Regions from separate parts of the Homo sapiens genome. Here region 2 is linked to region 1. A link is an interaction called in ENCODE POLR2A ChIA-PET data of the cell type or tissue named here. Cell type or tissue: PC-3. All regions are shown on one strand. Each heading gives the region's core, and the rest is flanking DNA. Links, peaks and the distances in the headings are about the cores only.

Region 1 (16,557 bases), core at 4,598-7,097:
TTTTCTGTAATGCTTGCCATCTTCTAATATGTACTATAATTATGACATTTATTATATTATTTCCTCATTAGATGTAAGTTCTATGAATGCCAGGATTTTTATGTCTGCTTTATCTGTCACCTTGAAGTGTACCTGGCACATAATAAATAATATAATGAATGAACAAACTATTGAACCAGGAAAACATGAATAGAATAGGCCAGGCTCAGACATCTAAAGGGAACCCCGGTTTGAGGACTTGTGTTGCTTTGGAAGTGTCTCATTCCTGAGTGCAGCGAATAGGCTGCTAGCCCCAGGTTGTGATGATCTTTTTTTTTTTTTTTTTTTGAGACAGAGTCCTGCTCTGTCACTGTCGCTCAGGCTGGAGTGCAGTGGCACGATCTCTGCTCACTGCAAGCTTCGCCTCCCGGGTTCACGCCATTCTCCTGCCTCAGCCTCCTGAGTAGCTGGGACTACAGGCACCCGCCACTACGCCCGGCTAATTTTTGTATTTTGAGAGACAGGGTTTCACCGTGTTAGGGTTTCACCATGTTAGCCAGGATGGTCTCGATCTCCTGACCTCGTGATCCGCCTGCCTTGGCCTCCCAAAGTGCTGGGATTACAGGCGTGAGCCACCGCGCCCGGCCGATGATCTCTTTTCCTGCCTGTCTAAAGGTTACTTTTTCAAGGCTACTTCTGGGCCTTTAAGCTTTCTTTCTTATCCTAAACTATTTATTCTATTTGCGCCATGTCAGAAACCTTCCCATATTCAATGCAAAGCTCAAATGTCATCTTCTCCATAAAGCCTTTCTTAGCAGCCTCAACCCAAATTCCTCTAGCTCCTCCTATGTTACTTTTATGGAATTCTTTTCTGTTCCCTCCTCTCCTCTTCCCTCCTCCCCTCTCCCCTCTCCTGTCTCCTCTCCTCCCCTCTCCCTTATCCCCCTCCCCTCTCCTGTCTCCTCTCTCCTCTCCCCTCCCCTCCTCTCCTCCTCTCTCCCCTCTCTTCTCTCTTCTCTCACCTCTGTCTCCTCCTCTCCCCTCCTCTCCTCTTTTTCTGAGTTGGTCTTGCTCTGTCACTGAGGCTGGAGTTCAGTGGTGCAATCATGGCTCCCTGAAACCTCAACCTCCTAGGCTCAAGTGATCCTTCTGCTTCAGCCTCCCAAGTAGCTGGGACTACAGGCATACATCATCATGCCTGACTAATTCTTTAAAAACATTTTTGTGTAGACAGGGTCTCACTATGTTGCCTAAGCTGGTCTCAAACTCCTGGGCTCAAGTGAACTTGGCCTGCCAAAGTGCTGGGATTACAGATGTGTGCCACCAGTAATTCCGCCTGGCCTAGAATTATTTTCATTCATTTATTTATTCATTCATTCATTTGACAAGTATTATTAAGCACCTACTAAATGCCACATACTATACTAAGTGCTGAAGATACAAGGTTGAATAAAACAGTTATGTCTTTGATAGGGCTAGGTTTCAATAGAGTAGATGAACAATAAGTATATAAGGAAATACATAAAATCATTTTGGGTACTTTGAAAAAAATTAAGCAAGGTAGAGAGTTAGAGAGTGATGGAAGTGCTATTTTAGATAAGTTATGAGGGAAGACTTCTCTATAGGCAACACTGGAGAAGTGACCCAGATAAAGTAAGGACCATGAGGAGGAGCATTCCAGTTAGAGGAAACAGCAAATACAAATACCATGCAGTAAGAGCAAGCTTGGTATATGGGTCTCTTGCTGTGAATTCCTCCAGATAGGGCTTAAGTGCCTAGCACATTGCTTTGGATGAGAAAGTTCTAAGCGATTGAATAGTTGAACCAGTTTAAAACATTGAATTTATTCAAGATCTAGTCATAATTTTTATCTATTTTGCGTTTTTCCTTAGATCAACATTTCCTAAGATGTGTTCAGTAGAAGACATTCCAAATTGATTTACGCAAAATCTAGTTTCACCACATACACCAAAATGGTTCTGTGGTTAAATGAGTATAAGGAACGATGAAGATGTGTATGTCGATATAATACAGGTGTTGCTAAGACCCACAGTAAAACAAACAAGCAAACAAAAAAATGTCTAGTACATTATTTTCTAACCACAACCTTCCTTTCCCATAGAACACACATTACTAATGCACAAGACAGTAAAATTCCATAGAATTCAATTTGGTGGAGCATGTTCCTCAGATTCCTTCATTTTATATTAAGTATATATTTATTAAATTCTTAATATTTACCTGCTTTCATATTTTACGAGTAAAATATAGATGCCAGAATATTACAATGTTATTCTAATTATGGCACAAGAATGTGGATTTTCAACATTCTCTTTAGTACGTTAATGTAATACCTATTTTCACAGCCCCACCCTGCCTAATTTTAGCCTATATCTAGTGATCTTTATTAGCCAAGCCATCTCTTGGGGTATTTTGTCACTGTCAGGATTGGGAGTTAAAATATCAAGAGGCAAGTTTATGAGCCTTGAAGTAAACAAATAGCAGTCAAGGAAACAGAAACAAAGCTTAGAATGCCCAGCGAGAGCTCCTGGCTGGTGACACATCCAGGCTCTGTGGGTGAATTGCCTTTGAACACAGCTCCCTCTGGGAGAAAAGATCCAGCCAATTGCTGGTTCTAACCTGTGTGTTTTTGGTTTCTTCCCCTTTGCACGTCCTCTCTGAATTGGCCTGTTCTATGTTACTGGTGATTGCCTCAAAACTCAGAAGTCATAGTATCAATCTAAGCTTCTTTGCTCACTGATTGGAGACCTCTTTAAGTATTTATTAGTTTTCCATGGTCACCAGCCAGCTGGTGAATGCATGCTTCAGTAACAGGGCTAAATTTGCAAACAGCTGTCAAATAAAGTTGAAACTGTCTTACAACCGTGTATAAGGGTGTTTGTCTCGAAATGCATGTGTATATATCAGAGAAAGAGCAAGAGAGAGAACACCTGGACTTTTGGACAATTTAGCCAAAGATCTTGTAGCCACTGGTGATTTTTAAAAGGAGAAAAGAGCACTTATTCTTATTTTATTGTGGGCACGTCATTTAGCATTACAGGTTTAAAGGCAGCAGGGAAACTGCAAAGCCAGAGTTATTTTTTTTGTTGTTGTTGTTTTTTTATTTTTTATTTTCTGAGGCATTAGTTGCTGTGAAGAAAAACAAGCCAAAGTTTTGCTTGTGGGCAGAAACATCCCAGAATGCATCTGGTGACTGGGCAGAAAGCAAGTACTGGCAAGAGCCCAGGTGCGTTGGCTCCCGACGGCAGTGCAGGAACAACCTAGGCGGTATTCTCAGACTCCGATCAAATTTCCAAGATGGATCCAGTTCAAAATTATCTACTCCGCTTTCACTTATCTAAGATGGTGCTCCAAGTTTAGGATTACAGTCCTCTGAGCTGGGAGTGGAGACTATAGGGAGAAAACCCACTGGTGTTTTTAAATACCATGAAAGGTGTTTTATCTTGTTTAAGTTAGCCGCAGCACACCTGGAAATTAGAAATATACTGTCATTCCTGGGGAATTCAAGGCAGTAAGAATTATTGGGGGTTAACAATTTTCAGGAATTTGGATCGCCACATCTCAGCCCCGGAGTTATTTTTACAATGGGACTTCTTGGTTAAATCTCTAAATTTAAATAGATAAGGATTCAACATATTCTTGAATCTTGAGATCTAGTTTCCCTCATCATGGGCCAAGTAGGAAAGAAAGAAGTGAAACCCTCAAATCACAATGTATCCCTATTTGCCATCCTATCGTGAGCTCCTAAAATCTTATTTTCACACCAAGTGCTTTTTCACCGTCCACTGCAACTGTGATTGTGGTGGTGACCAGACCTGTTCCAGGGGCTCTGAGTCAGGAATGGTGATCATGTGTTCTTTCCCATCATATTCCTGCAGAGAGTAGTGCTAAAAGAGTTTAAAATGAATGAAAGATCCACCTCTCCTAGTTGTTAGAGGAAATAAAACTCTCTAGAGTGAACTTAAAGTGCCCTTCTACCCCTACTTAAAACCTGAGACATACCATCTTTTTTCTTGGGCCCTATACCTATATCTTACCCCCGGCTTTTTGATTATGTCCGTTTGTATGTGTCATTCCGGTGGGGTTAAGCCACTCATTAGATGAGAGATTTTCTGTGTGTCATGTGCCTACTTTATTATAGAATTACATGTGTAGCATCTCAAAGAATAGCTATGTTTTCCACAAAAATCTGTTTTAATTGAACATAATACTGTGGTAAAGTTTTTTAAAATTGCTATACTTGTGCATTATTTTATTCAGTTATATTCTGTTTTTTGAGGGTTTCACTGTATGACAGGCACAGTTTCAGACCATTTTCACATTTAATCCCTGTAGCCTCACTGAGGAGTCTATATCCTAACCCTTAGTTCACAGATGCCCAGCACGTGTATCAGAGAGGTTATGTAACTTGCCCACGGTCACATGGAGCTAGGACTCGAATGGAGGCCTTTTGATTTTGAATTTGTTTGTCTTCCTTTCATCTCTCTGTGTGTGAGGCACTGTTGCATTTCATGGAACAGAAATCTCCTCAGTCTCTTTTGAATATATGAAGATTTCCTGGAAGAATACAGTGGAGTCTTAGAGAACCCAATGTTGGGAGAATACCAAAAAATGGGAAAGCACAGCAGTAATCTTCCCTGTCTCTGTGCTTCCTTCCTTCTGAGATCTCATGATCTCTTGCTTCATTCCTCTCTGAAGTTTCCTCTACAAAGATCTTAGTTACTGTTGCCCAGTGATTTCAGCCTGCACAGGACTTTGGGTTACCACGATACTATTTCTTGCTCTACATGACTTTCCAGTGCCAGGAGCTAACACCTGACAGACCCAGTCTCCTATCTTCCGTAGAATCCACATCCTCAGAAAACAAGAATTTGATTGATCTAGGCAGAGCAGATTGTTCCAAAAGAAGGTGCTGTGAGAAAATAATGGGCATACCTAAAACACGCACTACTTTTTTAAAAGACACTCTATTTGAAATTTTAAAATCAGAATTACTTATGGTTGGCTTCGCATAGCTTTCTTCCAGTCTAGCGTGGTTTCTTTTCCACATTCCTGCCACTGATATGTCTACCCTCTCTTGACCTATCTCACACTTGCCCTGATTGCCTTTCTAAAGGGTACCACACAATTCCAGAATTCTAATCTTTTATCTTTGTGGTAGTTATGCAAATTCTTTTCCTTCTTTGGGAGTTAAATTCCACCTCCACTTCCTCAAGGTAGCTTTCCCATATTACCCAGTAATTATATTAGTCTGTCCTTAATTCCAGGACCTTTGCCTATGAGGACGGGTTCAAATAATTCAGAAAGCAGACAAGCCTTTTAATCTTTTAAACTAAACCTCTTGGACACTCCCATATGCTTCCCCATGTGACTAAGGGCATATATTGAAAACCATATGGTTACAATGATTAGAGTCCAAGAAAAAGCTAACTGGCCCTATATGATCAAACCAATAACTCTGACCCCCAAAAATGCCATCTAGACAAAATATGACCTCAAATTTATAGTGGATAGTCTGAGTCCAGTGCTCAGAGATGCCATGTATTTTCCCTTTAGAATATGCTTTTAAGATTTCTCGTGATGCTAAATGATTTTGAATGCTCAATAAAGTATCAAAAAAGATTAAAGTATCAAAAATAATTTTGGTATTCTGGGCAGAATTTGAAAAGCTTCAAGTCTTTTCTTATTACTTTGCTACTTCCACAAAATTTTTTTGCATTAGAAATGGAGCTTTATAGTAAGTTGATGGAATTATTTTTAATTATGTGGTTTCATAAATAACAAATGTTTTTAAACAGAAGAAATCTCTCTCTGACACACACACACACACACACTCTCTCTCTCTCTCTCTCTCTCTCACACACACACACACACACACACACTTCAAAGTATTTGACCAACTGCCCTAGCTGGCTGACTGTGCTGTTTTAGAAGCAATGAAAGGACAGGGAGATGGGGGTCATATTCTGTGCTTCCTGGATTGGTTGTTAGTCATTAGATACAAACAGTATAAAACCCAGACTTTATGAGTGATCATTATGTTATTATATATCTTTATGAGACGCATTCCCCTCAGGCCACCTAAAGTACTACAATGTTTTAGATGTTGAACTATTTAACCATAATTATTACAACTAAAACCTCATTAAATGTATCCAATAAAGTAGATTCAATGCTTCCACTTAGTTTAGTTTAGTAACAAGAGCTATAAGGAACGTTGTTCTTTCCCCAAAGAGTTTAAAATTTGAGGATTGGCCAACAATAGGGAGTGGGGGATAAAAATAATAGGAAAGAAAAGATTTTCCTTAAAACCCTTTGTAAAGTGTTTTCTATTTTCATGCCTAACAAATGAAGCCTTCATCATCTTTGCTTCTGGGAAGAGTTTCAAGCCTAAGAAACACAATTGGAAACCTGCCGTGTTGCAGCCCATCCTCTGTTAGTAATTCCAACTGGATCCAAATGGAATATCTCCCTTCCAAGAGCTCTCTGAAAAAAATCTCGTGATGAGAGATGAAACCCAGCCAATGCAACCTGGAAGGTTTCACATTTACCCTCTGTCACTAGGTTTTCCCAGACGCGACCCAGGGTACACTCTCCTCTTCCATGTGCTCTCTCACCAGACCACAACTTTCACCCCAAGAGTCAATTCCTCTGCCATGCACCATCCAAAACAAAATTAATCAGAATCTGCTGGAATCCATTTATTCAAAAATTTTTGAGCATTTACAGTGCGTCAAGTCTAGTACAAGATTAGGTATGCACAATCCCTGTCTTCAAGGAGCTCACAGTCTCTGAAGGACTTACAGACTTGAAACTATTACCTAAGCATAGATTCATTTATGTGTTAAACATTCTTTATGGCATTCCTGCCAGGCATTTTAACAGGCACTGTGGTAGATACAAGTAAAGCATGGATTTTTATTGTATGGAACTTACAATCCTAAGAAGATAAGACAGAGAAGGAACTCTGATATAAGGTACTACATGATAAATGTTGCAAAAGTGGAAGTAGAAATAATTGTCCCCAGGGCAGGTAAGGGTTTGGAAACCACTTGGATACAAGATAAGGTTGAGCAATGCCAGGAAAAGGAATTTGAGGGAACTGTGAACAGCAGTCATCTTAGGAGGTTACACTAGCACATTCCATGCCATTTTGTAAAAAGTGCTTAAATAGCATGTATTAGTTTTGTTGTCTTAAGAAGTAAAATAAGCTGTAGACCATTTCAAGGGAGAGTCTCCCTGTTTTAAAAATTAAGCTATAATTTACATGCTACAAATTTCACTTTTTGGGTATGTAAGTGCCCCAAGTTTTGACAAACGCATAGGTATGTAACCATAACCACAATCTATTAATAGAATTTTCATCACCTTTATAAATTTCTGTGTCTCTTTGTATTCAACCTCTTCCCCCACCTTCAGTCCTGGCAACTGCTGGTGTATCCCTGTAGTGTTGTACAGAATTTTGTTTAAATGGGATCAGACAGTATATACCCTTTTGCCACTGGCTTCTTTCACTTAGCATAGCGCACTTGAGAGTCAACCTTGTGATTTAAATATATCAGTAATTCAATTCTTTTTAGTGCGAAGTAGCATCACATTGTATGAATCTATGATAGTTTGTTTATCTATTCACCAAATAAGAGACATTTGATTGTTTCCAATTTGATTTTTGTGGAAACATAACTTTTTTTTTTTTTTTTTTTTGAGACAGACTCTTGCTCTGTCACCCAGGCTAGAGTGCAGTGGCATAGTCTTGGCTCACTGCAACCTCTGCCTCCAGGGTTCAAGCAATCCTCCTGTCTCAGCCTCCCAAGTAGCTGGGATTGCCGGCACCTGCCATCACGCCCGGCTAATTTTTGTATTTTTGTAGAGATGGGTTTCACCATGTTGGTCAGGCTGGTCTTTTACTTCTGACCTCAAGTGATCCACCTGCCTCGGCCTCCCAAAGTGCTGAGATTACAAGTATGAGCCACCGCACCCAGTGGAAACATAACTTTTTATTTATCTTAAATAAATACCTAGGAGTGGGATTCTTCGGTCATATGGTAAGTGTATATTTAACTTTATAAGAATCTGCCAACCTGTTCTCCAAAGTGGCTGCACCACTTTGCTATCCTGTCTGGAGTGTTCGAGTATTCCAGTTGATCCATATTCTTGCCAGGATTTGATCCCAAACATTCTTAATTTGTGGACATTTAAAACTGTGGGCTCACTTTCAGGTAAAGAGATAGCATCTCCCCATCTTGGCCCACTGATGTACAAAGATACGGGTAATTTTTTATTTATTTTTATTTTTTTTAATTTTTAGACAGAGTCTCGCTCTGTCACCCAGGCTGGAGTGCAGTGGCGCAATCTCAGCTCACTGCAAGCTCTGCCTCCCGGGTTCACGCCATTCTCCTGCCTCAGCCTCCCAAGAGGCTGGGACTACAGGTGTCCACCACCATGCCCAGCTAATTTTTTTGTATTTTTAGTAGAGACGGGGTTTCACCATGTTAGCCAGGGTGGTCTCGATCTCCTGACTTCGTGATCCACCCATCTCAGCCTCCCAAAGTGCTGGGATTACAGGCATGAGCCACTGTGCCCGGCCAGATATAGGTAATTTAACGTATAAATCAAGCAACTGGAATTTATGAAACATTTTGTCTGTACCCCAAGCATGCTACGCACTGGGGGCATGCAAAAAAAAGCATGAAACTGGATCCATTCATTCAGTGAATCTTTATTGCACATTTTCCCATGCTGTATTCTGAGAATAACAACTGTTTGGGTCATGAACTATGTTAAGGAATACTCTTTTCTGGAAATTAGCAATACTCCTTAGCATACCAATGACTCTGAGAGGTACTGCAGTAAATAAACTAATTTGTTTTTCTCTTTAGCATAGTTTGGAAAACACTAATTTACAGTTTTGTCAAAGAGAGAAAACACACAAACACACACACACACACACACACAAACTGTTAAATGGAAATAATAACACTTAGCTCATAGGATTCAATGAAATAAATGTGTAAAAGTACCTTTTACAAAACCTGGTATCCAGTGAGAAAAGAAACATTAAAACGTGTAATGCAGGAGAAAAGGCCAATAATAATTGCACAAATTTGTTGAGCACTTATTCATGCCAGGTACTTTACTGTGCTTTTGAGATATATTACCTTAGTTAATTCTTACAGTAACCCTAGGAAACGTACGTGCTACTATTGTTCCCAAGTCATTTACAGTCAGATCTAGAATTCAAGCCCAGGTTTGGGTGACTCCTAACCAAACTCTTAATCTCTGTGTACTTAAATCTCCCAAGACTAGGAATGCTCTAGGTGTTCAGAGGAAGGAAAGAGAGAATGCATGAATCCTTATTTGTCCACCCTTAATAAGAACAAGGATTGGTAGTGAGTGTCACTCAAACTGAGATCTATAGCATATTTAGCACCATTTTCCCTTGGGATCTTGATGTAGCCTTGGGTTCCCAGTTTTGTATTAGTACTCCAGGAGTAGTGAAATTACCACTGGAAGTATTTCTGCCTGCTTGGCTGCCTTTAAGTAGAGTTCTGGCAGTTCTCTGTCAGGTCAATGGTCACTGCCTTCCTCTGGAACTGGGTCACTATAGAACACTCAGTAAAACCTGAATGATCTCTACCATGTATACAGCTTGAGTTTTGAGCTGTTTTCCTAGGGATGTTGATGGAAATTCAACTGTAATTCTATATTTGGGGATGCCATGGTGTAAAGATGTAATTGTTTTTTCCATTTGGATGAACAGTTGTCACAGAAGCATATGTTAAATATTCCATTCTTTCCTCATGGATTTGTAATGTTATTATTCTTATATAACAATTTTCCTTATATTTGTGAGTCTGTTTCTGGACTCCCTAGTCCATTCTATTCTGTTTATCTATTCATTTCTTCCAAAGCCAATTCACATTGTTTCAATCACAATGGCTGTTATAGGTCATCACATACCTGGTAGAGTAATTCCCCCATCTTCTCTTCCTTTTTTAAAAAAACAATGATATTAGCTATTTCTGAACTTTATCTTTCCATATGATTTTTTTTTTTTTATGGAGTCTCACTCTGTTGCCCAGGCTGGAGTGCAGTGGCGCAATCTCGGCTCACTGCAAGCTCCGCCTCCCAGGTTCAAGTTATTCTCCTGCCTCAGCCTCCCGAGTAGGCTGAGGGATTACAGGTGTCCGCTACCACGCCCGGCTAATTTTTTGTATTTTTAGCAGAGACGGGGTTTCACTGTGTTGGCCAGGTTGGTCTCGAACGTCTGACCTCGTGATCCACCCACCTTGGCCTCCCAAAGTGCTGGGATTATAGGCGTGAGCCACCGCGCCTGGCTCCATATGAATTTTAAAGTGAGTCTTTTAAAAAAATTAGCTGAACACTTTTTCCAGAAATATTTTGTGGTCTGGTAACATACAAAAACAAAAACAAAAAACTCTGTTTGACATGAGATGGGGTTTCTGAATGTGACCTTTAGGCCTATCTTTGAGCACCTGAAATCTTTCATTTCCTGAAACCTCACCACTAAATTTTTAAAGCGCCACTGAACATAGAAAGTCAGAGCTTTAAGCCAGTGAATGACAAATGGTGGGAGTTTCCAGTCCATGGAGAGAATAGGAGCAGAGAAGAAGATGGGAGGACAGATACAGGTGAGAGATGTTAACACAGCCTATTTTTGAGAATTTCCTCCTAGTACCATCCGTTACCCTGTTCCAACAATGAAAAACTACATTATCTAGATTATCCTCTAAAAATTTTGTTCACAGGAAGGCATAATTTTTGCCTTAATTATGACTCCAGCTTTAGAAACTGGAGAAATTTTGGTCTCCCACATTGGTAAAGAATCTCTTTGAGACGGCAAACAACTAGAAACCTGGATATTGTCCTTGGAAGACAAACTAGTCTCCCAATGTAAAAATCGAAGAGATTTTACATTTTTACGATGTAAAAATCTCTTAGATCACAGTCCATCCCTATCAGGGGAACATTATTGCACAAACAAGATGAGCACCAGTTAAAAGGTAATTTCCTGAAATAGTCTCATGTGGAACAAATTGAAAATCCACAGTCCTTCAACAAAGTTTTTTTTTTATTATTATTTGATGTTAAAAAAAAAAAAAAAACCGTTTCACTCTTCACTTCCCTAGCAGATGTTGCAAATTTCAGAAACAGACAGGCACCTTTGGGTTGAAATGAGGAATTGATCCACTTAAAAATGTAAAATTCAGTTCAAAATGTTTAGAAGATAGTGAGTGGGGCCTGGAGAGTACACCTCTGACTTTCAGGATTTCCTCTCTGTGTTATTCAGTTGCCATAAATCTGGCAAAAGCAACACTGTCCTGAATGTGGTGAATGACATTTTTATAGCCTTATTTTAAAAAAAATGGTCTGTGTGTTGGGGATGTAAGAATATAGGATGTTACTATTGATAAGACCTGGAAAATTATTATGTGTTTCAGGAAGTAAATACAATAATACAGTAAAGGGATACAATAAAGGACAGCAATGTTATACTGTGTCACATTTCCCTCTGCCCTTTTTCAGAACACATAATTTTCTTTTTTTCTCCTTTCTCCAGTCTGACTCTACTGCCTAGATGTTAGACTTTGCTGAGTATTGAATTTTTATTTTCTAGAAGAAAAAAAGTTATCAAATACTTATTCTTTCTACAGATATTTATTAATCAGTGCCTATTATGTGCCAGGCACTTTGCTGATCACTAAGGATATAGGAGTGAAAAGACAGTCATAGGCTTTCATGGAGTGTAATGTTTAAAGGGAGTGACAGATAATTAAGTAAATGGGGAAAAAAGCCTGATGAGTGTCATGACAGAGGGATTTAGAGGACAATATTAGGGGACACTTAAATTAATCTTGGGGTCGAGGAGGCCTCCCAGGGGAAGTGGAGTTTAAACCTTGAAGAATGAATGGGAATTAGCCAGGTGCAGAAATGAGGAAAACGTGGTAAAATGCTTATAAGAGAGAAAGAAGAGTCTTTGGGGCAGAGAGAACAGCACATGCAATGGTGCTGTGGCACATGGCAGCATATGTGTTTTGAGGGAGCAAATATATGAGGAAAAATCTTATTTTTAAAACTTTCAAGGTCCAGACTGAAGTACCTAATACTTACCATTTATACTCAATCTGTGGGATAGCATCCCTTAAATTTAGTCAAATAATAAATAGAAAAAGATGCAGACAACTAGACATTATTGGGACCTTGTTTACTTATGAGTCCCTTCACACAAAGAAAAATGGGCCAGGTGCTGTGGTTCATGCCCATGGTTCCAGCACTTTGGGAGGCCAAGGCAGGCAGATCACTTGAGCTCAGGAGTTTGAGACCAGCCTGGGCAACATGGCAAAACCCCATCTCTACAAAAAATACGAAAATGAGCCGGGCACAGTAACACATACCTGTAGTCCCAGCTACTTGGGAGGCTGAGGCAGGAGGATCACCTGAGCCCAGGAGGTTGAGGCTACAGTAAGCCATGATCATGCCACTGCACTCCAGCCTGAGTGGCAGAATGAGACACTGTCTCAAAAAGTAAAATAAAACAATAAAATAAAATAACCTGAAAAAGAATGTACTACGCTCCCCTCAGCTTTGTGTCTCTGCCTCTCGCTCCCAGCCCTCCTCCGTGACTGAGGATAGCATCTCCTCTAATGTTCCTTCCTGGCTCCATTCTCCCCAGATCTGAGTTAGATGTCTTTCCTCTGTGGTCCCACTGCACCTAGTCCTTACCTCTGTCAGAGCACTTTTCACATTGTGTTTATTTTCCAGATCATTCCCATGCTCAACTCTGAGTTCCTTAAGGTCAGAAACAGTATAAAGGAGAGAATACGAGGGAGGTTTGGAGTCAAAGAGTCCTAAGTTGAAATCACAGCCTGGCCACATACTGTGTGGTCTTGAGAACTTACTTAACTACTCTGAGTCTTGGCTTCCTCATCTGTAAAACTGGGATTATAATAGCATATACTTCTCAGCATTGTATGTGAAGTACTTGTCATAGTGCCTAGCTTTAATAGCACTCTATAAAAATTTGCTGAATGGGTGAATGAATGAATGAATGAATGAATAAATGAATGCATGAGTGACAAAATGTAAGGTTTGTTCAAAGGATTGCTTGTTGAGAGCTATCTTGAGACTGTAGCCAATTCAGTAATCAAAGTCCCATCAGCTCAATCCTGGGCATTGTCACCTTAGCTAGAAACTCCAGAGGCACCAGTATCCTGTACTTCCTGTAGGTAGGAAAACAAGCTTCCTACAATGTTGTCCATTCATTGGTTTATTTATTCATCGATTCATGAAGCACTTATTAAGTACTTACTATGTGCCAGGGACTGTTATAGGTGTTAGCAATATAGTGAAGATTTGATTAGAGTATTTATTTATTTATTTATTTATTTATTTATTTGCCAGGATGCTAAACAAATGCATTGTATAAGATACCTTTTTTTTTTTTTTTTAACCCCATAGCAATGCTGGGACCATCTTAGTCCTTCTCATGTTGTATCTACTGTGCCGTATCTACTCGTGTTGCATCTACATCATCCCTCCTTTCCATCTACTACATATAAATATAAATGGATTCTTTTATATCCTGTTGAATTTTAGTCATATGTGCTGAGCAAACAGATGCCAAAAGGAATACTTTTGATCACCTTGAAAAGGAAACCCTGTAGAGAGGGTTACATAAAGAATAGGGGGAGATTTACAGCCCTCTCCCTTGCTTGTATGCTACTGACAATGTGAATCACCTCTGAAGGAAGGGAGGGTTGGGTTTATCTATCACATATGCATCATCTCACCACGGTAGAAGCCGATGCTCTTACCAGTGTTGCTAAGAGGATGAGAGACTTAAAATGATGGCCAAAGATCCAATTCAAACCCAACTATTATCTCTCTTGGGTGGTCCCTATGATCTCAATGTACAGAGGATATTGATATTTTAGGGTTGTTTCATGAACTCACCTTATATTCAAAATGAGAGCCCACTTATATTTTCATTCAGCAAACTTTAGCCGCAGGGCTGCAGGTATACTGCTGGCCAAAGTGTGATTCCTCTTCTTTGAACACTCTTAGTCTAATGGGAGAGGAGGAGACTGATAAATGAACAGTTTGTAACAGTGCAGTCCAGATGGTGGTTAAAAACAGTTAATTACTTGTTTGCAGTCTAACTGGGGCTAGTTACTCAACCTCTTAGAGGCTCAGTTTCCTCATCTATAAAATAGGCATAAGAACAGCATTACCTTAGAAAAACTCTTGTTGAAGAATCAGTGAGATCGTCTATGTACAATGCTTCTTAAGGTGTCTGGAACATTATAAGCCCTCAATAAATGTTAGCTGGGGTTTATTTGTTGTTTGCTTCTATAATGGTTATAATCAGAGGCTATAACAGAATCTTTTTAAAAAATAATTTATACTTTTGGCTGGGCGCGGTGGCTTATACCTGTAATCCCAGCACTTTGGGAGGCTGAGGTGGGCGGATCATGAGGTCAAAAGATTGAGACGATCCTGGCCAACATGGTGAAACCTCAACTCTACTAAAAATACAAAGAAAAAAAAAATTAGTTGGGTATGGTGGCAAATGCCTATAATCCCAGCTACGTGGGAAGCTGAGGCAGGAGAATCGCTTGAACCCGGGAGGTGGAGGTTGCAGTGAGCCGAGATTGTGCCATTGCACTCCAGCCTGGGCGACAGAGCGAGACTCCATCTCAAATAATAATAACAATAATTTACACTTTTATTTTAGATTCAGTGGGTACACATTCAGGTTTGTTACCAGAGTATATGATGCTGAGGTTTGGGGTATGAATTATCTCGTCACTCGAGTAGTGAGCATGGTATCCAATAGGTAGTGTTTCAGTGCTTGTCCACCTCCCCCCTCCCCCAGTAGTCCCCAGTACCTGTCGTTCCCATCTTTATGTCCATGTGTACCCAATGCTTAGCTCCTACTCATAAGTGAGAACATACACTACTTGGTTTTCTGTTCCTGCATTAATTCACTTAGGATGATGACCTCCAGCTGCATACATGTTGCTGCAATGGATATGATTTTTTTCTTTTTTATGGCTGTGGGGTATTCCATGGTGTGTATGTGCCACATTTTCTTTATCCAATCCACAGTTGACAGACACCTAGGTTGATTTCATGTCTTTACTATTGTGAATAGTGCTGTGATAAACATGCGAGTGCACGTGTCTTTTTGGTGGAACGGTTGCTTTTCTTTTGGGTATATACACAGTAATGGGATTTCTGGGTTGAACGGTAGTTTGTTTTAAGTTCTTTGAGAAATCTCCAAACTGCTTTCCGTAGTGGCTGAACTTATTTACATTCCCACCAGCAGTCCATAAGCATATAACAGAGTTTTGAACAGAGCACTGTGGAAACACTGAGAGGATGTGGCCAGTTTGACACAGGCAAGGTGGCATCAGAGCTGCATGTGGAGGGCTGAGTAAGAGGTGAGCAGAAGGAGAAGGAGTGGCAGGGCAGTCTAGGCCTCCTGCACAAAATATCCACAGTTGCCAGGGCGTGAAAGTACCAGAACCGTTCCGAGAAGTTCTGTAAGGTGAATGGGTGACAGCCAAAAATGATCCTTAGGCACAGGGCTGGGGAGACATAACTGCCACAGATAATGGTTTGAAATTTACTCTACTCAGTAGGAAACCAGAAGAGATAGCCAGAGGAAGTCTTCCAATTATTCCTTTTAGTTCTACCTATGACCAGCCTACTCAAAAAACAGATGTGGCTTTTAGCAACATGAGTGCATGTCTGCACGCTTAGAAAGTGTGAAATATAGTGGAGGAAAACAAAGAAATTCTGTGATAATAAAAGCTAACATTTGTTTAGAACTTTACAGATTTCCAACAGTCTTCATATGCAAGATCTGTTTTAAGCCTTATTGTATCCCCGTGATTTGACATTACTAAGTTCTCTAGTTTGTATAGAGGGAAATTGAGGCATAGAGAGGTCAAACTACTTTTACAAGATTGCACAATTAGGAAGTTATGAAGTTGGGGCTGTAAGCCCATGTTCTTTCTCCAAACTCAGGCATTTTGCAAAAATAATCTTTTCTACTATCGCAACTCTTTCATTTCAACCTACAGTATCTTTCCCTGAGAGAAAATTTTTAATCATCTATTAAAAAATAGATCTTCCCCTCACTGGTTTGCTTCTCTACTGCTGAAATCTCCTTTACCAGCATTTCCCTAGTCTTTGCCTCAGCTATTTTGTGTCTTTGATATCTGGACTTTCCATTTTTATGATCATCTTATATCTTAACTTTCTCCAGACCTAGACAACTGAGAAGGTTTGCAGTTTAATTAATCTGTCACTTTACTGCAGGAGACTTATCCATTTTTAAGATGATTCTGTCCTTATTCAGCAAAACTGCCCTCTTGTTCACTACCTCTTGATAGAAGCAGCTCATCCTAATAACCTCACATTTCTCCAGCTTCCCTAACTTTCTCCTTGCATTTTCTTACCTTCTGCCTTGCTCAGAATTTCTCAGCCATATTCTGTTTGCTCTAAGCCTGGAAATGTTCGAGATGTGAA
Region 2 (16,557 bases), core at 4,791-7,290, 250 kb before region 1:
AGTTAGACAGATTCACCTCTAGAAAGTACACTGCTACATACAAAAAGTGACAAGCCTGATAAGATGAAGGAGTCAGAAACATTCTAAAATCAAAATAAAATGAAACAGAAAAACCCAACAGCCAAAGACTATGGCACATAGCATTATATACAGAGTGACCTTTGGGAGCCTCACCACTTTACAACACAGTGCCATAATTATTGTTAAGAATGGTAATTCTGAGTTATACAGACAGGAGTTGGATCATGATGAAGATAGTCTTTAAGAAAGTAGGCAGTGAATAATACCATTTCATGAAGGTTTTCATTCTAATTTTCGAAAGTAAGAAAAATTGGTACTTCAAAGGGGAATATCAAATATCTTAAAATTTACTTACATGAAACTGTATCTCATTAGGATTTGTAAGGATTTATAATGCATTTGTGGATTAAGGAGGTAGAATGTGGTTCTGGCAATGTGGATCATATGAGATCTTGAAATCTTGATTGTCTCACCAATCAGTTTGGCTACTCAATGCTTCTGGGCTAGCCTGTCAATTGACCTTCCATGGGAATGAACTATGCTAATTCTCAATCACATAGAAGAAGCAGAATAGAAGCAACACAGTTATTTTAGCAGCAATACTAACATTAGTAGTAGCAGCAGCATCAATTACTATTTAATGAGCCACATTCTCCCCATTGTCTCTTTCAAGCCACCAGGGTACCATTTTGTGCAGTAGAGTGGTAAATCAAGTGGTCTCTACTGGATTGAAAGAGTAACTGTATCTCTGTTAGAGTTCAGCTTATTACCTGGGAGTGAGAGAAGCTTTGGGGAGAATGAAGACCATTAAGTGCCCTCAAGGAGTAAGATATTGCCAAAAGTACCAACATTTCCACATGATTTTATAGGACAAAATAGGCACCAGCCATTAAGAAGAAATTGTCCAAAGATACTCAATGTTCATTCTCTGCCAACGGCTAACAAAGTAATAAAAATACACTGCTTATAAAAAGCAGTGAGAGAAAAGTGAGAGAGCTTAGAGGATCTCTAAGGCCCTTTCTAACTGATTTTCCCTGATTGTAATGATTAATTTAGTTGATATTTATTCCCAGTCCCTTCAAAACATCTTGAGTAGTTTTACATTAAAAAGTGGGCATTTGGTAATCAAAAGACTTTAAAATGATTTTTTTTTAAGAGAGAACATTCTGCCCCTTTGAATGTATGATGTGTATACCCAGTTCACTGAGAATGTTAGGCACACCAATAAATACATGATGCCAAATAAAATACATACTCTAAAAGTAAACGTAATCATACTACTCTATTCTACCTACACTTTGTATTGCACATATTCCCTTAAAACTGTCGCAGGTTAGCTAGGTTTATGAATTTTTATTAATTTAAATAAATACCCAGAGCAAGATGTTTAATGATTATAAACATATCATTTTCTTCTCTTAAATTAGGTGCCTCTAGACTTCTCACAGAATCAAGTTAGGAAAGTTACATTTATAGATGCATTAAAAATCTGGACTCTATTTCAAATCCATCAGCAGTTGCAGGTCACTCATTCATTCGTGAGTTATATGGGATTCTGCAAACATTTATGAAGTGCCTACGAAGATTCTAAGCAATGTTTAAGTATAAGGATCTGTTCCTTGACAATAAGAGTCTGCCTATTGTAGTTAAATTTGTAATCCGGATAATTATATAAAAGCACAGTTATCCTTGAAGACTATATAGACTGAAGAGTTAAATAAAAGTGGTATTACTTAGACTTTGCATAGAGTTCAAAGATTTAACTAAAAATCTGTGGTCTAAACACAATAGTCTTTTTCCCAGTCGTATTTTTAGAAAGCCAAGTTTCAGGTAGAACTAAATGCTTTGATGTCCCTCCAAGTCTTTTTCTATCATTCTGTCATTTCATGACTAAAGTACTAAAATTTAACATAGTTCTCAAAGATGTTTAGAAAATGAAACAGGCTTTACACATACCATGGTCACCTTTCCCCTTTCCCCATGACGGTTTTCTGTCTCTAAGTACACTGCGATAGCCATGTAATTGGAAAAATACAAAATTAATTATCAGAGCATACATATTAAAAATTCAACATGTGCTGGCTTGGCTTATTAGTAGAAAAATTATATTTTTGACTTTAAAGATGTGATTCTGTGTTTAGGTATCATCATTCCAGAATTACCTTAATTTAATGTATAGTAGAAAAACCTTTTGAGTTTCGCCGTGCTTCTGAAAATAATTAAAATTAATTTAAATGTATAATACACAAGTGTTTGAATGCCACATATTTACCAGCTTTATACCTTAATTTAAATTCACATTGGAGGCTAATGAAGAGTCAGAATTAATATTACGTGAATAATAATGGTATTACCATTTGTTGCTTGGCAGTTTGATTTTCATCCTACAGGTCATTTGGAAAATGTGCTTATCTGTTTTTGGTTGTTTTTTTTTTTTTTTTTTTGAGACAGAGTCTCGCTGTTGTCACCCGAGCTGGAGTGCAAGGGCACGATCTTGGCTCACTGCAACCTCCATCTCCCAGGTTCCAGCAATTCTCCTGCCTCGGCCTCCCGAGTAGCTGAGATTACAGGTGCCTGTCATCATGTCCAGCTAATTTTTGTATTTTTAGAAGAGACTGGGTTTCACCATGTTGGCCAGGCTGGTCTCAAACTCCTGACCTCAGGTGATCCACCCGCCTCGACCTCCCATTTATCTGTTTTATACCTTGTTCTAGATAGTAGCCAATTAACATAATCTGCAAAATCAGCAGATATCCAGCTTCAAGTAACAGTTACCCTGATCATGTTAAAAAATATTGTACATTTGCTCTGAGATCTAATTTTTTTCTACTTCTGTTTCTTTTTGCATCAACTATTTCCATATATTGAACAAGGATAGAATATTTCCTGTGGTTTTTCAGGTGGTTTCCAAGATTTGTCATTCAGATTTATAATACCCAACTTAATTATTTCAGTGACATGGTGAAAGTGTATCAGGATACCATTTCGCTTACTCTCAGAGTTTATGTAGGGCCCTTTTGGGATTCAGTGTCTCCGTTCCACTGCACAAAATTGCAAGCAACGTGTATTTAATGATTCAGCTGATAAGCCCTTCCTTTTATGAACTATGAGTTAGTATTAAAATGAAGGGTTGGGATTTCTTAACTTTTTAGCCATTTAATCTTTTAACATGGGATCAAGCAACAGAATGTAGCAGAAGAGTATTATGAAAATGAGAACATTGAAAGATAATGTTGATGCTTGATTCTTTCACTTAATAAGGTGTCTGAGTATTTAATGATTTTGTTTTGTAGTTCAATTACCGTAGAACAATCTACTTAACGCTAGATTGTCTGTCGGGACCATGATGATTCTCAAATAAATATTGTATTTACCAATTCTACTCTTAATTTTTTTAAAACTAAAGACAAGACAAAAAAGTAGATGTCTCTATAATACATTTATATGAAATTAAATTTTCTTAGTTTATTTTTGCTTTAGAATGCCAGTTGTAATCAAAGGACCATTGGCAAGACACTGGCCATTAGTAAGGCATCAAACTTTGAGCTTTGCTTTACTTTAAAAAAGTTATACCATGCAAGGATAGAAGTAGACATAGGCATTCACATAATCCCCTGTACATCCTCCAGAGGGGTTTTGTCAGATGAATTTCCCCCAAAGGGCCTCTTAGTTACCATCAGCTTCTCTTTGGGACATATATATTTCTGACTGTGGTCATTTGTTAAGGAGAAGTTTAGCAGACGTTATTAATCAAATACATTTAAGAGAGCTATTGCTTTTCACTTTCTCCCATGATGTAATGCTCTTATAATAACAGGTTTTGTGGGGTCCTCTTTATACAACTATCTGATGACAATATTCTTCATTCTTGTAAGCTCAGTTAACATCTTTTCACTTCCCATCTGATAAGTGCTAGCTGCTGATTTTTTTGCTCAGTATCTCCATTTATATCAATTTATTTTCATCTCTAGAGCAGCGCATCAGGCTGCTCTCTCGTGAATATATTGTTACTTTTTTCTGGCACTGGAATATACAACTATCCATGACAGCAAAATTTGAGGGCCATATTGAGATCACCGGCTGATATGGTGACCATGTAAATATAAGTTTAAATTGCTTAGTTCCACGTTAGAATAGTTTAATCAATTTCTGTCCCAGAAACTGGATATGAAACAGGTTAGATGAGGAAGCTTATATGGAAAAAAATTATCTTTCATCCTCTCCACATATACATTTTTCCTGAGACTAGGTCATATGTATATTCATTTTGTACACATTGGGGAATTGGCATAGTAATTTATTCAACAAACATTAATTAGCACCTTACTTTGTGACAAATCTGTAAAAAAAAAAAAAAAAGATAAAAAGAATGATAATAGCTAGAATTTATTGAAAACCCACTATATGCAAGATTCTAGGCCCTTCTTATATACTAATACTAACAGTTTAAGAACTTAAATCTCTTTTTCCCCTAGTGGGATTCTTATTCCTTTCTTTTTCTTCAATGTTTGAGTTCAGGGGTACATGTGCAGAATGTGCAAGTTTGTTACATAGGTAAACATGTGCCATGGTGGTTTGCTGCACAGATCAACCCACCACCTAGGTATTAAACCTGGCATCCATTAGTTATTCTTCCTGATGCTCTCCCTCCCCCTGCTCCCTCCGACAGGACTGACTCTGTGTTGTTCCCCGCAATGTGTTCATGTGTTCTCGTCATTCAGCTCCCACTTATAAGTGAGAAAATGCAGTGCTTGGTTTTCTGTTCCTGCGTTAGTTTGCTGAGGATAACAGCTTCCAGCTCCATCCATGTCCCGGCAAAGGAAATGATCTTATTCCTTTTTATGGCTGTATAGTATTCCATGGTGAATATGTACCACATTTTCTTTATCCAGTCTACCATTGATGGGCATTTGGGTTAATTCCATGTCTTTGCTATTGTGAATAGTGCTGCAATGAACATACGCATGCATGTATCTTTATAATAGAATGATCTATATTCCTTTGGGTATATACCCAGTAACGGGATTGCTGGGTCAAATGGTATTTCAGCTTCTAGAACTTTGAAGAATTGCCACACTCTCTTCCACAATGGTTGAACTAATTTACATTCTCACCAACAGCATAGAAGCATTCCTTTTTCTTTGCAACCTCACCAGCATCTGTTGTTTCTTGACTTTTTAATAATAGCCATTCTGACTGGCATGAGATGGTATCTCATTGTGGTTCTGATTTGCATTTCTCTAATGATCAGTGATGTTGAGCTTTTTTTCATATGTGTTTTGGCCCCCTGAATGTCTTCATCTGAGGAGTGTCTGTTCGTGTTGTTTGCCTACTTTTTAATGGGGTTGTTTGGGGTTTTTTTCTTGCAAATTTAAGTTCCTTGTAGACTCTGGATATTAGACCTTTGTCAGATGGATAGATTGCAAAAATTGTCTTCCATTCTGTAGGTTGTCTATTCACTCTGATGATAGTTTCTTTTGCTGCACGGAAGCTCTTTAGTTTAATTAGATCCCATTTGTCAATTTTTGCTTTTTTTGCAATTGCTTCCGGTGTTTTCCTATGAAATCTTTGCCTGCACCTATATCCTGAATGGTATTGCCTAGATTTTCTTCTAAGGTGTTTAAAGTTTGGGATTTTACATTTAAGTCTTTAATCCATCTTACTTTTTGTGTAAGTTTGAAGGAAGGGGTCCAGTTTCAATTTTCTGCACATGGCTAGCCAGTTCGTGGGATTCATATTCTAAGTAAGGGAACAAGCACAAAGGCAAATATTTACAATAGGTGCTACAGTAGAAATATGAGTAGACGTGGTTTCATATATCTGTTAAGAGAAGAGAGTCATGTCAAAATGTTGGTTTTCATGGTTTGAATACTCACTCAATCCTGACTTAGTAGCTGTGTGACTTTGGACAAGTTCCTTAACCTTTCTCTGTGGCTCAGTATCTTCAACTGTGAAATGGGTCTTATTGGGGCAAGAGATATGGTTGCATAGACTATGCACTGCACAACTCCATCCAGCCATATACGGCACAATTCAACAATCAATGATGAGTACTTCATAGGATAGTGAAGAGGATTACCATATAAAACATTTCTAAAGTGATTAGAATGTTCAGCACATTACAGGTTCTGAGTAAATATTATTATAGAGTGATGAGTTAGAGTAACTGAAGAGACTGATTCTTCATGGGAGAGGAATATTTATGGAGATTTTGTAAGAAAGATAAGACATTGATCCAAATTCATATTTTTCTTTCATCAATTCTAAACTGCGGTTGCTAATATTCCTGAAAAACTAATGGTGTTTTGCTAGCAGAGTTCTGGTCTTACACAGTAGGAGCTCAGAAACTATTTGTAAGCCAAACCAAATGGTGTCACAGTTACTTTAGCACCATCAGACTGATGTTGACACCTCAAAACCCAGTATTGCAATCATAAAGAAGAATTGCAGATTCACTGTTAGGTTTCCAAATCTCACCTGTGGAAAAGAGCTTATCAATTCAGTGTTGAGAACCAATGAGAAGAAACTATTGTTAACTTGGAAAGATGAAACCATTAAAAGAAGCAAAAGCAACAGAAGAAAAACAGGCTGAAGATGGTGATAAGTTTGATACGGACTATGTTGTTAGAGATATTAGGAGATAAAATATCCAAATGGAAGTGTTTATTGGGTGGTTGAAAATATGGACCTGCACCTCTGGAGAGGATTCATATTCAGGAACAGTGATTTTGAAATTACACATATGTCTTTGAGGAAGAAATTTGTGGGAGTGGAAGATCTTGCTAAACAGACAAATTGAAAGTGGTACACATCAAGAAATGGCTACATTTTGAGTGTATGAGTGGAGAAACGACTTTCCTTCAGCCAGTTGGCAAGGGAGAAAGGAGTTTTAAGAATGGAAGTGATATTATATAGTCTCAAATGCAGCAGAAAGATGTAAGAGGATGAGAACTGAAAGAAAAGTTTGATAGAAGGATATAGTTGATTATCTAGAGGGCAAAATGATAAGTACTTTCAGTAAAGTTTTGAAAAAGGAAGACAATTGTGGATTAAGTAGGAGATGAGGAAGTGGAAATAACTTATATATGGTATATAGAAGAAAGTCGTCCATTAGAAGAAAGTTAGAGACCAAAAAATCTCAAATTTTTGTTTTCTAGGTTAAAATAACCACTTTTATAAAGCAGAGGTAAATCAGCAAGTAGAGAGGAAGAGGTCGAAAATGTAAAAGAAAGCAGGAGTGAATCACTAGCATATAATAGCTCAATGAGGAATGATCAGCGACCCTTGTGAATCCAGCTGGACTTCAGAACGTAGAGGACAAATGTTGGTTGGTCTAGTGGGTTCATGACTTAATGTGTTCCTCTTCTCTTTAAATTGTAGGCCCCAGATACATTTCTCACATGTTTAAAGATTTCTCCAGTTAGATACTTCAACTAAGAAATTTTTAGTTCTTCAAGGCAAAAGGAATCATTCATTAGTGTTTATTTTCACTTTTGGAGAAAAAGATTGTAGCACACAAAGCCTGCATTTTGTTTTTGTTGGTATAATGGCATCTCATGGTTTCTTGATATTCTTCTATTTCCCATGTCAAGTGTTCTAATAAACGTTGTAGAAAACAGTATTAAACTCACACATCTACAAAAAAATGTGCTAAAGAGTGAGTGCCCTTACTTAATTTCTGGTTAATAAACTAATGTGAGATTAAAATAGACAAGGAGAACTGTAATTGCATTTTTGGTGTGGACAGCAAGGTCTGTAGAGAGCACAAAGTTTAACAGGTCTGCAGTGAATGAAAAAGAAAAACCCCCACACCTTGACAGTTAACATCACTTTAGTTTATGGCTTGTTTAGTTTTAAATTTTATAAGTGATCAAAAGTTAAAGTTTGTGGATTACACGATCTTTCATTCGCCCTTGTTGATGGATTGGTTCCTGCTTTCCTGAGTTTTTAATGGAAACAATTATATCATATAAGAAACTATCTCACTTGTTTCTATTCCCTGGCATCATATATGGAAAAATACAGCAGTTAGTTGAATTGTCTGCTAGAAAGTGGCCTTTAAAGGAAAATATAAGTGGAAGAAAATTTGCAAGTGTGTACATTAAGGTTGAAGTGAAAAGGGGAAGGGAGAAGGAGGAGGATGACTGAGGTCACATTCCAATTTTTGAAGATTATTTGCTAATGTTCATGAAGGAAGTTACAGTTGCCTCTGAAATGTAGTACAAATTTTTTGAGGTCATTTAAACTTGTATTATAAAATTCAACATGATTAGAGATTGTAGGGAAATCATATCTGACCTTGGCTATATTGTCAAAACAGAATTTTCTATCTAATTTGAATCAAGAAACCTCACTTTTTCCTGTGCAATTGAAGTGAGTATTTCTGGCAAAAAGTATGTCTTCTAATCTAACAGTAAGATGGAGAGATAATTTAAACAAACAGCTTCAAGATAAAACTAAAAAATTAGAAAAATTGCCGCAGATTTCAATTCTGCTTTGATTTTGAAGACCTGGAGAGTGGACATCAGCATACTTTGTTCTACTCAGTAGCTATATTCTTGAAAAGTTGTATCTGAAACCAAGTTCCTTACTGAAAAATAATTTAAATCCACTCAAATTGCTTGAGCTAAAAGAATTTCATTGTGACTCTTCTTGTACAGTGAAGAATGCCTTCATAATGATCATGCCAAGTACATACATGCAGTCATTATTATTATTATTATTATTATTTTTTTTTTGAGATGGAGTCTTGCTCTGTCGCCCAGGTTGGAGTGCAGTGACTTGATCTCCGCTCACTAAAAGCTCCGTCTCCCGGGTTCACGCCATTCTCCTGCCTCAGCCTCCCGAGTAGCTTGGACTACAGGGGCCCGCCACCACGCCCAGCTAATTTTTTGTATTTTTAGTAGAGATGGGGTTTCACCATGTTAGCCAGGATAGTCTCAATCTCCTGACCTCGTGATCCGCCTGCCTCGGCCTCCCAAAGTGCTGGGATTACAGGCATGAGCCACCGCGCCTGGCCTACAGTCATTATTTTTCAAGTTCTGATTTATTTGTGATGGTAGTTTGTTTGCTCAGTAGATCAGGTCTTTTTTGTTTTTGTTGTTTTTTGTTTTGTTTTGAGACAGGTCTTGCTCTGCCACCCACGCTGGAGTACAGTGGCACAATCAGAGCCCACTGTAGCTTTGACCTCCCTGGCTCCAGTGATCCTCCCACTTCTGCCTCCTGAGTAGCTGGGATTACAGGTGCATGCTGCCACATCCAGCAAATTTTTAATTTTTTTGTAGAGGTGGGATTTTGCCATGTTGCCCATACTGATCAGTAAGTCTTAAACTGGTGATCCCCTCTACTTCATTGCAAAACTCATTGATATCCCCAAAAATCAAAGGCATATTTTAATATTTCTCAAAACCAGGGCTGCTAACTCAGCTGACAAACAGGGAAAAAAACTATTATTCCTTTTCCCTCAACCAGTGCCTCCCACTACCCTGCCCAGACCCCAGGGATTCCTGGGCAGATACCACTGTGGGCTACCCTAGCCAGCCTTTTGCAGCCCCATTCCTGCTTGCTTCCCCACACCTCCCCAGCCAGAGCAGACCTGGACCCCAACAGAAATATTCACCCCTAGCGGCAACACTAGCACTCTCTTGGACAAATGTTTAGTGATCTATCCATCACCTGCCACCAGACCCCACTTCCCTTCCATCAGTGGCTATTCTCTGTTGACTGACTCTTCCCTGGAATCACCTTCACATGGTGATTTGTGGGAATTACAGCTCCCATGTTCTTCTGGGTTGTTAAATATTTTGAATATTACCCCCATACATACACTTTTTATGATAATCAGCTTGAATGTTCAGTCTTTTGATACATTTTAAAAGAAAATTCTTAAGTACACATGATTTGAAAACTTGCAAATAATGCATTAATTTGCATTTTAATATTAATGATGCTTAATGTACTCACTACATTGGAAAATACTGTTACAAGTTTTATTAGTTCATTCATCTGAGAGTTAAACTGATATACATATACATTGTTCTTACTTTGTATCAAAGATATGCAAAATACTTGAGTACAGAAGTAATGATGAAGTACCTACCCCTCTGGGAGCTTATAGCTTAAAATGGGATATATATGAGATAAATGAGAAAGGTTTATACCACAGAATAACATTATGTAAATCAATTTAACCAAATAACAACACCAGAGGGAAAGGACTTTTAGCTACCACTCATCATTATGTCCCAATATAATGTTCCAGTTCATGTTGCAAATAGGGCAGCACCCTGGCTATTGTGTGGTAGTCTGTAAGTAGTGAAATAGCTGTGGGGTAAGGCAGTGAGTCTTTCACCTTAGGGAGGGTGCGAGCCCAGACCCACTTGACCATCTATCACAAATCTTGCTGAAGTTCTAAGATCCCTTTCAACTACAAATTTTCATGCTTCCATAGAATCATCCCTGACCTCAGGAAAAAATACAAAAATGGAACAAACAAAACAGAATAGTAAAACCTGAAGTAAGAAAAAAAGAAATGAATTTGACATTGTACAGATCAGGAGAAAGAAAGTTCATTAACAGTTTCAAGATCCCTGCGTTTTCACCCAGCAGGAAACAAATTACCATGAGTTAAGGTGGGGAAATTACTGGCAATTCATTGCCTTCTTTTAAAGACTTTAAAAAAAAATGAGTAAATAATTTTAGACTATTACCCCCTTTCCATGAGAGATACACAGCTAGTTAAACTGCCATGCATATTAATTTTTTGTTTTCATTTTATTCCACCTACCAACTACACAGTGTCTGCTTTCCAAAATTAGTTTGAAAGCCAATGACCTGTGTTTGAACTGGGTGAAATAGCATAGCAGTTCACACCTGGAATAAAAGAATGATTGTGTGTGAGTCTGTTAATGGCTGTGTAGAGCTATATCTCTATATGGAGCTATATAAAAATATATTTTATACATGCCAGATTCATTTAGACTTGAATTGACCCTGTGGTAAAGCAGCAGGAATAAAATATTTTTTTGATAAAGCACTCACTCAAATAGAGAAATGAGCTCTTGCAGTTACCATTTAATCTGTGACTTCTTTTTGAGATGCAGAAAAACTCCATTATAAAGTGCTCAGTTCATCCAGGGACACAGACACACTGTGGGTTATAACACACCCTCATCTGCATGGTGAGGTACATGAGTCAGCTGCTCTTCTCTCAGGAGGGTGGCTTTAAAGCTCCACAGTCATGCATGCTGCCAATTCCAGATTGTCCAAACCTGTAGGTTAGCAAGGACACAGGTGAGCCATAGGTATGACATGTTCATAAAAAGAAAAATATATTTTAATACAAAACATGTCAGGGGAGTGGAGAGTGTCAAATTGAGGACAGGAGAGACCTAGATTCAATGCCATAGTTCTTGGCTAATCTCTGAGAAGCTTGTTAGTCACCCTCTTTCTCCTTCCCTTACTCTCCTGTATCTTCCCTTACATACTGCATAGTCCCTTGTAATTTACAAGACATAAAATACTTCCTTTGTTCATCTGTATACTGAATGTAAGAATGAACAAAAGGTCATCATAAGGACAGCCTGTGAGTTTATGCACTGCATACTGCAAATGACCCACTCCAGCAATGGGAAGACACCCCTAACATTGCTTCTCTCCTTATAACGAAAATATTATTCATCATCAGCTTTAAAATGGATCTTCTCACTCTGTGCAGTCTCCGTGGTAACGTCCCATAAGCCCAGGGTTTTAAGACCTTTCTCCTGTGCTCTAAGCCTACATATCTAACTGCCTAATGGCCTTTCCACTTGAATGACACATCATTCAGTTTCAGTGTCCTAAACTGAAGTTTCAACTCCAAGTCTGTTTTTTTCTCTTGTAGTCTTCATGTCAGTCAATCAGTCTTTTATCCTAACCAGAAATATGTGAGTTCTCATGGATTCCTCCCTCTCACTCACTTTTCAGTTCTATAATCACCCAGTTCCTACATTGTTTGCATCTTAAATATCTCTTCTAGTCCTCCCTTCTCCTTTATACCCACTGCCACTGCCACAATGTTAGCTCCTTCAGATCTCATATTTTCTCACTTTTATTGCTATAGACATACCCCCCGCAGTTATCCTACCTCTAGGCAAATCCCTTCCAAAATGCAGCTGCCAGTGTGATCTTTGTAAAATGCTTTTATGATAAAGTTCAAACTCATTAGCAAAGCACACAAAGACCTTTGTGATGTGGTATTGCTGAATTAAACTACTGGCAGCCCTAGAAAGGTAAAGTGTATTTGATGCTTCTGTGCTGTTCCCTTAGCCCAGAAAGCCCTTCCAGTTTCTGTTTAGTAAAGTCCTATTCATCTTTCACTACTCAATGAGTCATAAGTAATCCCATTAGGAAAGCCTGTGTGATCTACCTCCTCCCTAATTTGCCAGCTTGAGTTTGCTTCACCCCTTCATAATACTCAGTCAATCATAATGTCTTATAATCCATCATAGCACCTCACACAATGAACTCCAATGTCTGGTTTGTTGGGATGTCCGCCTTACTACATTGTAAGCTTCTTAAGGGTAGAAACCAGTTCTGATAGGCTTAGGGCAGTGACCACCAACAGAAAAAGTACTTGGTAAATGTCTAACACAATCTGTTTTACTTTTTCCAGAGCACGAGGCATGCATGAAAGAGATTAATTTACTCCACATGGGAAGTTACTACCCAGGCTTACCAAAAGGTCAGGTTTATATAAAGTGGCGTTCCTTTTTTTCCCCCTTAGTAAGACATTAAAAAAAGAAACCACAATTGAAAAGCCAAGAGCTATCTGTGATACGGAATATGAACACAGAATCAGATTCTCATAGCAGCTAAGCTGTTCCCCAGGCAGTGGTTCTCAAGGTGTGCTTCCAAGAACAGCAGCAGCAGCGGCATCACACATGCAAATTACTGGACTCTGCCCCAGATCCACAGAATTGGAGACTGGGGATGGGGCTTAGCATTCTGTTTTAACAAGTCCTCCAGATGATTCTGTTGTGTATCTAGCTTGAGAATCACTGCCCTGGAGAATGGAAAAAAAAAAAAAAAAGTTCCCACAGAAGGGTTTTAGCAGTTCTAGAGCACCTACTATGTGCCAGGCCATTTATTTTGTTTACCTTATTAACTTTTTCAGGATACTAAATTAGTACTTCAGGATTTAATTCTTCTAAGATATCTTTTATTCCATTTTAAATTATTTTAGAAAGTTCTAATTTTTTTTTTTTTTTTTTTTTGAGGCAGAGTGTCTGTTGCCCAGGCTGGAGTGCAGTGGCATGATCTCGGCTCACTGCAACCACAAGCGATTCTCCTGCCTCAGCCTCCCAGATAGCTGGGATTACAGGCGCTTGCTACCACGCCCTGCTAATTTTTGTATTTTTAGCAGAGACGGTGTTTCACCATGTTGGCCAGGCTGGTCTCAAACTCCTGATCTCAGGTGATCCACCTGCCTCGGCCCTCCCAAAGAGCTGGGATTACAGGCGTGAGCCACCGCGCCTGGACAGTAAGTTCTAATATTTGATAGTAGAATACAGTGATTGTACTTAGCAACAATATTTTGTATATTTCAAAGTAATGGAAGAGAAGACATGAAGTGATACCCACAGATACAAATGGTAAATACTCGAGGTGACAGATACCCCAAATACCCTGACTTGATCATCTCTCATTCTGTGCGTGTAACAAACACTCATGCATCTCATAAAGATGTAAAATATTATGTATCAATAAAAGAAAAAAAAATCGAGATACAGAAGTCCTAAGTTTGCTATAGTTCCTGGCCTGGTAAAAATGGTGTATCCTCTACATGCCTTTTCTCAACACATTCCGTGGGTGACTCCTCTCTTTTTTATACTGAGTATGGCACTGAACTGACACTTTAAATATATTGCCTTGTATCATAAATATCTGAGCTTATCTTTCATGCTGTGAGTTTTTACAGAGCATGAATCCTGCTCTGTGTACAGAGGCCTGCCGCACTCGGCTTTAGATAGTACCTTGCACGTATGAGCTAAACACTTGATAAATATCAGTGGGATGAGTGCATAAATCTTACAATATTTATCATAGTACTATCCAGATTTAGGTTTCCTTTAGGTTTCCACTATAACTGCACAGAGCAAGGATTAAAAGCTTTTTTTTTTTTTTTTTTTTTGGGTCTGAGAAGCTATGGAGAGGAGGAAATGGGAGAAATAATTATGAAAATGGGGAGCTAACCACATTTTTTTCCTCTTCTGTTTTTTAGTAGCCTTTTCGCAAGCCACTTCGACCTGATTGGTGTTTTAAAGGCACAGACATTGCCATTTCAATGTGTGGATCCATTTAACTACGTGGATCCAAAAAGCTAGTTCTTATGCTCTGCCTCAATTATAAAATCTTCTTTGGCCTAAACTTGGCCTTGGAACTATGGTTGTCGGTACAGGCTGGCATGACCCTAAGGTGTCACTCTCAGCTTTTGAGGGTGCTCTGTTCAAAGACAGACAAGGACTTTTCTTTCCTTAAATGCGGTCCTCTGTGACTTTGCTGTTTTAGATTTTAGGATTAAGTTTAAAATGTGTTGGGCACTGACAAGGATAAGAAATTGTTCTTCCTGTCCTCTCTATAGGCAGAAAACCATCTTTTCCAAGAGAGAGAGATGGCAAGGGTGTAACAGCACAGTTCAGAGTTATCAGTCAGCAAGAGTGAATGTGCATAGCCTTCCTCTCAGTAAAGTGGATCCATTTGAAGGAGAAAAAGGAAACAAAAGTCTCTGACATTATATTATTCTGTCAGTTACTGCTTTCTCTAGAAGTAGAGAATGGACCAGGAAACCGGTAGCTGCTTTGATATTATTTTACCTTTTTCCTTTCTTGAGAATTATAGATTCTGTACCTGTTTTCATGGACATGAGATAGCAAAATCCCCTCAGGCACAAGCATGTGAGGGAAAACTGATTTCCCTGCTATCTTCCTGGCTAGAACATTCTTACTTAGCCTACTCACCATGCTAGACATTTTCCAGTCGTTCTAAAACCCTCTTGATGAAGGAATGTAAGTTCCTGGAGCTTGGAAGTAGGACCTTCTATGGGTTAAAATATTTAGCTCTTACCCATAGTGAAGAGCTAACGACATTGATGATATGGCTAATTATAATAGATATAATTAGGTAGGTAAGTTAAAACAGACATAGAGACCAGCTGAAGAGTCTTTATTTTTATTGATTTGTAGGATAAGGAAATATTTTTATATGTGCTATTATTTCTATGGTAGGAATGTTTAACTTAGGGAAAATTAATGGAAAAACAAAGCTTTCTACACTTCTCAAGTGTCCTGCTTCAGGCAGTTTTACCTACAACAGCACTGATGTTGAATTTCACTTTAAGTTGTCACATGGTCTGAGTTGTACAAAAAGAAAGAAAAATTCTGGCCGGGTGTGGTGGCTCATGCCTGTAATCCCAGCACTTTGGGAGGTCAAGGCGGGTGGATCACGAGGTCAGGAGACCAAGACCATCCTGGCTAACACGGCCATCTCTACTAAAAATACAAAAATTAGCTAGGCGTAGTGGCGGGTGCCTATAGTCCCAGCTACTCGGGAGGCTGAGGCAGAAGAATGGTGTGAACTCAGGAGGCAGAGCTTGCAGTGAGCAGAGATCACGCCACTGCACTCCAGCCTGGGTGACAGAGCGAGACTCTGTCTCAAAAAAAAAAAAAAAAAAAAAAAAAATTCCTTAGTGTTTGGATAAAGAAGAAAATGCAAAAGTTAGGATATGTTTAAGAACTCATTCATTAATTATATTTTTAGCCATTATTCTAAAGGGATCTGGGCACAAAGGTTATTCTCTGCAGCATTTTTATTATAGCAGAAAGGGGCAAGTAACCTAAATGTCCACCCATAGGGAATTTATTAAATATATTATGATACATCTATACAATGGAATATTATGCAGCCATTAAAATTGAGATACAATACATATACATTAACATGGAATTAGTGCAACAATAAATTAAGTGAATAAGTAGACTTTAAAATATGTATAAATGAGCCCATTTATGTGAAATTATACATATCTAATATGCACATATATACATTGAGATTCATGACAAGTTCATCAAACTATTTACAGTAGTGATCTCTAGGGTATTAGATTCAGGTGATATTTATTTTCTTCTTAGACCTTTTAGCAATATTTGAATATTTACAAAAAGAATGCATTTTTTTCCAAATTAAACATCTAATCCAGATATAAAAGAGTTAGACATATGAGCTATATAGCTCATGAGCAGCATCTGTTTCAACTTATGTTTTATTTTTCCAATGCAATTCCACATTGCTAGCCTTTTCATTAGTAATAGTTTAATTAATTAATAGGTTTAACTAAACCTATAATTAAACATTAATTAATACCTAATTTAATATTTCTGGTTTTTAAAGTTTTCATAATAGAAATAACTACATAATTCATAAGGAATAAGGACAAATAAAAGAAATACTCTAAAACTTTATAGTTAACAGAGAAACAAAAATACAACAACAGGAAAGCTA

What was found. ChIA-PET counts read pairs that join two places held together with the same protein. Peaks named below come from ENCODE experiments on the same cell type or tissue, not always from the same donor. Only the 100,000 strongest peaks of a DNase experiment are listed, where the experiment ranks them.
Region 2: POLR2A ChIA-PET joins it to region 1 with 14 read pairs; 2 of 35 experiments call an interaction of 5 or more read pairs at or near these places.

The regions. Positions count from the first base shown.
Region 1 is chr11:96,023,734-96,040,290 of GRCh38, reverse strand. The region is part of intron 2 of MAML2 (mastermind like transcriptional coactivator 2); the gene reads left to right. Among named protein-coding and RNA genes, the nearest start is that of MTMR2, 110 kb to the right of the region's middle. RefSeq lists an enhancer at 1-482. In PC-3, for the core only: no CTCF peak of the experiment used is centred there; a DNase peak (open chromatin) is centred at 5,950; H3K27ac peaks cover 2,500 bases.
Region 2 is chr11:96,274,451-96,291,007 of GRCh38, reverse strand. The region is part of intron 1 of MAML2 (mastermind like transcriptional coactivator 2); the gene reads left to right. Among named protein-coding and RNA genes, the nearest start is that of MIR1260B, 59 kb to the left of the region's middle. RefSeq lists an enhancer at 11,227-11,286. In PC-3, for the core only: no CTCF peak of the experiment used is centred there; no DNase peak of the experiment used is centred there; H3K27ac peaks cover 798 bases.